2 separate regions of the Homo sapiens genome follow, and region 2 is linked to region 1. The links are chromatin loops, found by intact Hi-C in ENCODE. Cell type or tissue: GM12878. All regions are shown on one strand. Links, peaks and the distances in the headings refer to the core of each region. The heading gives the core; the rest is flanking DNA. Region 1 has its middle 48 kb from the start of CCR4. Region 2 has its middle 4.8 kb from the start of TRIM71.

The links. Hi-C counts contacts between places; a loop is a spot of excess contacts. Peaks named below come from ENCODE experiments on the same cell type or tissue, not always from the same donor. Only the 100,000 strongest peaks of a DNase experiment are listed, where the experiment ranks them.
Region 2: it touches region 1 in a loop (2.0-fold over the local background); 4 of 110 quality-filtered maps call a loop at or near these places.

What each region holds. Positions count from the first base shown.
Region 1 is chr3:32,901,971-32,904,882 of GRCh38, reverse strand. No RefSeq gene overlaps it. Among named protein-coding and RNA genes, the nearest start is that of CCR4, 48 kb to the left of the region's middle. RefSeq lists silencers at 1,541-1,700, 1,724-1,879, 1,921-2,000. In GM12878, for the core only: CTCF peaks have their summits at 1,662 (motif pointing right) and 2,682; no DNase peak of the experiment used is centred there; H3K4me3 peaks cover 430 bases.
Region 2 is chr3:32,811,721-32,814,632 of GRCh38, reverse strand. No RefSeq gene overlaps it. Among named protein-coding and RNA genes, the nearest start is that of TRIM71, 4.8 kb to the left of the region's middle. In GM12878, for the core only: no CTCF peak of the experiment used is centred there; a DNase peak (open chromatin) is centred at 1,314.

The DNA of each region.
Region 1 (2,912 bases), core at 247-2,746:
TGACACAACACATATCTAATCTACTGTTCATTTTCCAGTTGTAAATTTTTTTTTTTTTTTTGAGACACAGTCTTGCTTTGTCGCCCAGGCTCAATGGAGTGCAGTGGCACCATCTCAGCTGACTGCAAGCCTCGGCTGCCGGGTTCACGCCATTCTCCTGCCTCAGCCTCTCAAGCAGCTGGGACTACAGGCGCTCACCACGCCCGGCTAATTTTTTGTATTTTTAGTAGAGACGGGGTTTCACCGTGTTAATCAGAATGGTCTCAATCTCCTGACCTCGTGATCCACCCGCCTCGGCCTCCCAAAGTGCTGGGATTACAGGCATGAGCCTCCGCGCCTGGCCATAAATGGTTCTTTTAGCAAGATTATGTACAGTATTGCACTGGTTGCCATGTCCTTTTTGTCTTTTTTCTCTCTCTTTGGTCTTTTTAAATCTGGAACTTTGTTTTATTGACAATGATAGTTTAACAATAAAGACCAATCATTTTGTAAAAATGATAACATTCTTGTGTCCGGAATCGGCGGGTTCTTGGTCTCACTGACTTTAACAATGAAGCCGCAGACCCTCGCGGTGAGTGTTACAGCTCTTAAGATGGTGAGTCTGGAGTCTGTCCCTTCTGATATTTAGATGTGTTTGGAGTTTGTTCTTTCTGGTGGGTTTGTGGTCTCACTGGTTCAGGAGTGAAGCTGCAGACCTTTGCGGTGAGCGTTACAGCTCTTGAGGTACCGCGTCTGGACTTGTTCATTCCTCCTGGGGGGGCTCGTGGTCTTGCTGGGCTCAAGAGTGAAGTTGCAGATCTTCACAGTGAATGTTACAGCTCATAAAAGCAGCGTGGACCCAAAAAGCGAGCAGTAGCAATATTTATTGCAAAGAGCAAAAGAACAAACCTTCCACACTGTGGAAGGTGACCCAAGCAGCCTGCTTTTATTCTCTTATCTGGCCCCACCCACATCCTGCTGATTGGTAGAGCCGAGTGGCCTGTTTTGTCAGGGCACTGATTGGTGCGTTTACAATCCCTGAGCTAGATACAAAGGTTCTCCACATCCCCATCAGATTAGTTAGATACAGAGTTTCCACACACAGGTTCTCCAAGGCCCCACCAGAGCAGCTAGATACAGAGTGTCGATTGGTGCATTCACAAACCTTGAGCTAAACACAGGGTGCTGATTGGTGTGTTTACAAACCTTGAGCTAGATACAGAGTGCCAATTGGTGTATTTACAATCCCTGAGTTAGACATAAAGGTTCTCCAAGGCCCCACCAGAGCAGCTAGATACAGAGTGTCGATTGGTGCACTCACAGGGTGCTGATTGGTGTATTTACAATCCCTGAGCTAGACATAAATGTTCTCCAAGGCCCCACCAGAGCAGCTAGATACAGAGTGTCGATTGGTGCACTCACAAACCTTGAGCTAAACACAGGGTGCTGATTGGTGTATTTACAATCCCTGAGCTAGACATAAAGGTTCTCCACGTCCCCACCAGGGCAGCTAGATACAGAGTGCCGATTGGTGCATTCACAAACCTTGAGCTAAACACAGGGTGCTGATTGGTGTGTTTACAATCCCTGAGCTGGATATAAAGACTTTCCACGTCCCCACCAGACTCAGGAGCCCAGCTGGCTTCACCCAGTGGATCCCGCAGGGGGTTGCTGCAGGTGGAGCTGCCTGCAGGTGGAGCTGCCTGCCAGTCCCGCGCCATGCGCTCGCACTCCTCAGCTCTTGGGCGGTCGATGGGACTGGGCGCCGTGGAGCAGGGGGCGGCATTCGTCGGGGAAGCTCGGGCTGCACAGGAACCCATGGAGGCGGGGGAAGGCTCAGGCATGGCGGGCTGCAGTCCCGAGGCCTGCCCCGTGAGAAAGCAGCTAAGGCCCGGCGAGAAATTGAGCGCAGCGCCTGTGGGCCGGCACTGCTGGGGTACCCAGTACACCCTCCGCAGCCGCTGGCCCGGGTGCTAAGCCCCTCACTGCCCGGGGCGGGCAGGGCCGGCGGGCCGCTCCGAGTGCGGGGCCCGCCAAGCCCACGCCCACCCAGAACTCCAGCTGGCCCGCAAGCGCTGCTCGCAGCCCTGGTTCCTGCTCGCGCCTCTCCCTCCACACCTCCTTGCAAGCTGAGGGAGCCGGCTCTGGCCTTGGCCAGCCCAGAAAGGGGCTCCCACAGTGCAGCGGCGGGCCGAAGGGCTCCTCAAGTGCCGCCAAAGTGGGAACCCAGGCAGAGGAGGCGCCAAGAGCAAGCGAGGGCTCTGAGGACTGCCAGCACGCTGTCACCTCTCATTTTGACAGGTTAAGCATGTATTACAATCTCATGGATAATGACCATGAAACTAACGAGACATTCGTTTCTGTCTCCTTTAGGAAGCCAAGTTGGCTTTTCTGCCCTGATGGTGCTTGTTGTGTTGGTTATGTGATTGTGTTTTTGTCAAAATTCACAGAACCATGTTCTAAAATGTGTGAAATTTATTGTGTGTAAAGTATACCTAGACCAAAAAAATGCTAGTCTCTAAAAGTTGAATTGTCTGAATATTCCACCAGAGTATATGCTTCCAGTGTTTTATTCTAGTCCTCATTAATTAAATTTTAAAAATTTGGATTGTTGCTTGGGAGACATGAAAGTCTTTTTTTTTTTTTTTTTTTTTTTTTTTTTTCAGACGTTGTCTCACTGTCACCCAGGCTGGAGTCCAGTGGCGCCATCTAGGCTCACTGCAACCTCCGCCTTGCAGATTCAAGCAATTCTCCTGCCTCAGCCTCCTGAGTAGCTGGGATTACATGCATGTGCCAGCCACCACACCTAGGTAATTTTTTTGTATTTTTAGTAGAGACAGGGTTTCACCATGTTCGTCAAGCTGGTCTTGAACTCCTGACCTCAGGTGATCCACCCACCTGGGTCTCCCAAAGTGCTGGGATTACAGGTGTGA
Region 2 (2,912 bases), core at 186-2,685, 90 kb after region 1:
TACTTCAGCTGAGCCATCACGGAGGAGCAGGAAGGCTGTAACTCCAGAAAGAGGAATCAAACTTGACAGCGGTTTGTGGGTTTGTTTCCTGGGGACCATTGCTCAGAGGAAAAAAAAAAAAAGGAAGAAAAGAGAGAGCGAGAAGTGGGGGTGAGGTTTGATTTCTCATCGTGAAGTAGCTTTCCTTCTTTCTTTTCTTGAATTGACAGCACATTGCCAGGAAGCAGGCCTGTAGTGTAAATTGTTAAATTAGCACATTCCTAATTTTGGTTAAGACAATTTTTTAGCACTGGTAGCAAAGGGGGAAATCTTTAAGTCAACCAATTTAACCCCACTTATATAAGAAATACAGCTTATAGCTATAATGATTTTTTTTAATATGGCATAGCGACGGTTAGTATTTGAATCTAATAAGGCTTTATACAGCTTATCCATGAGGAGCCAGAGCTACACATCCAGATGAGGAGCCAAAGACACAGTCCACTGCTATAAACTACGTTGTATTAAATTTTTCATTGCCATCCTAGCTAATAAACACCCTTTGTTAGCAAAGGAGGAGGACGCAGGCTTCCAGTTTTTCCTCCACTCATTTACATTTGAAAGGGAGTCTATATGCCTTCAAGAATCCTGAAAATAAATCATCTTGTATTTTAATAATTAACTAAAAAGAAACTAAAGGTACAAAAAACTAGCCGTGTGTGGTGGCAGGCGCCTGTAATCCCAGCTATTCGGGAGGCTGAGGCAAGAGAATTGCTTGAACCCGGGAGCCGGAGGTTGCAGTGAGCTGAGATCCTGCCACTGAACTCCAGCCTGTGTGACAGAGCAAGACTCCGCCTCGTAAAAAAAAAAAAAAGAAAGAAAAAAAAGAAACTAGCCCTAAAATTATATAAGCAATACATTTTCATTCTTTCTTGAATTCATCTGTAGCCATGTTTTGTATTCAAAGGTGACACTAGCTTCTGTCACTCTCTCAGACCTTGGGTTGGGGGTTAGGCCACATTTCCATCTGAGCGACTTCGCATCTGCTTTCTTCATCTGATCCTTTAATTAAATATTAGATGCACCCACTTGTTTTGATGTCAAAATTGCACCTTTCACCATCATCCTCAGGGTGCATTCAGATAGTTTTTAAGTCCATAAATCACCAGAGTATTTTTTTAAACATTAAACATTACATCATAATTACTATTTTGAACGATGGCAGGGGGTGAGGGGATGGGATGGGGGGAACCAGCCTAACCTACTGAATCATTGCCTGCATCCTGCCGGTTAGGGGGGATGGAGTTCTTACACACCAGGCCAACTCTTCACTGCAGCCTGACTCTGGCCTTGGAATCATTAACAGAGTGTGTCAGCTGCTTTCAACAACCCTGAGTCCAGAACAGCAACATGTCAGATGATATCATGGGAGCTCTAGTCACCTAGAACTTTATAAATTAGAATAGAGAAACTTGAATTGCACATATAAAAGGTAAAAGTAAATATCTAGCTTTGGTGGTTAACTACAGAACTCAGCTAAACTAACACTTCAGCTCCACTACCCTTTTTTTCTTTTTTTTCCTTTTTTCTTTTTTTTAGAGACAAGGTCTTACTGTGTTGCCCAGGCTGGTCTCAAACTCCTGGCCTCAAGCAATCCTGCTGCCTCAGCCACCCAAAGTACTGGGACTACAGACTTGAGAGCTCCACCACGCTTAACTGGAGCTTTGGACAAGTTGCTTAACCCTTCGGTGCCTCAAATTTTTAATCCATGTAATGGGAATGATACAGGTACCTGACTATCAGGGTTAAATGAGTTACTAAATGTACAGTGCTTAGTATAGTACCAAGCTATAAATGTTCACTTTTTTTTGTTTTGTTTGTTTTTTGTTTTTATTTTTATTTTTTTGAGATGGAGTATCGCCCTGTTGCCCAGGCTGGAGTGCAGTGGCGTGATTTTTGCTCATTGCAACCTCTACCTCCCAGGTTCAAGCAATTCTCCTGCCTTAGCCTCTCAAGTAGCTAGGACTACAGGAGCGTGCCACCATGCCCGGCTAATTTTTTTGTATTTTTAATAGAGATGGGGTTTCACCATGCTGGCCAGGCTGGTCTCGAGCTCCTGACCTCGTGATCCACCTGCCTCGGCCTCTCAAAGTGCTGGGATTACAGGCGTGAGCCATGGCGCCGGGCCCCATGTTCACTGCTTTTTTTTTTTTTTTTTTTTTGAGACGGAGTCTTGCTCTGTCGCCCAGGCTGGAGTGCAGTGGCGCGATGTATGCTCACTGCAAGCTCCACCTTCCGGGTTCACGCCATTCTCCTGCCTCAGCCTCCCGAGTAGCTGGGACTACAGGCGCCCGCCACCATGGCCGGCTAATTTTTTTTGTATTTTTTAGTAGAGACAGGGTCTCACCATCTTAGCCAGGATGGTCTCAATCTTCTGACCTTGTGATCCGCCCGCCTCGGCCTCCCAGAGTGCTGGGATTACAGGGATGAGCCACCGCACCCAGCCGTTCACTGTTTTTTAATCATTGGTATTCACCGGGTGCAGTGGCTCACACCTATAATCCCAGCTCTTATGGAGGCAGAGGCGGGAGGATAGCTTGAGCCCAGGAGTTCGAGACCTGCCTGGGCAATATAGCGAGACCTCATTCTCCACAGAAAGAGGGGGGAAAAAAAGACCAAAAAAAAAAGTGTAATAATTGGTATTCAGCAGAGTGGTTTGCAAACTGCCTGCCGACACTTAAGTTTGTCATTGTCTAATCACTACTCTCCCCTGGACCTCAACATCTCACACAACAAACCACATCCTCCTTCCCCTCCATAATAGAAAGTTGTAGTCTTGCCTCTTGTCATTCCCAGCTCAAGACCCCAAAGTGGCTGCCTGCTGCCAACCATTTTAAAGCTAAACTGTCATTCCGGATTTTTGAAAATGAAAT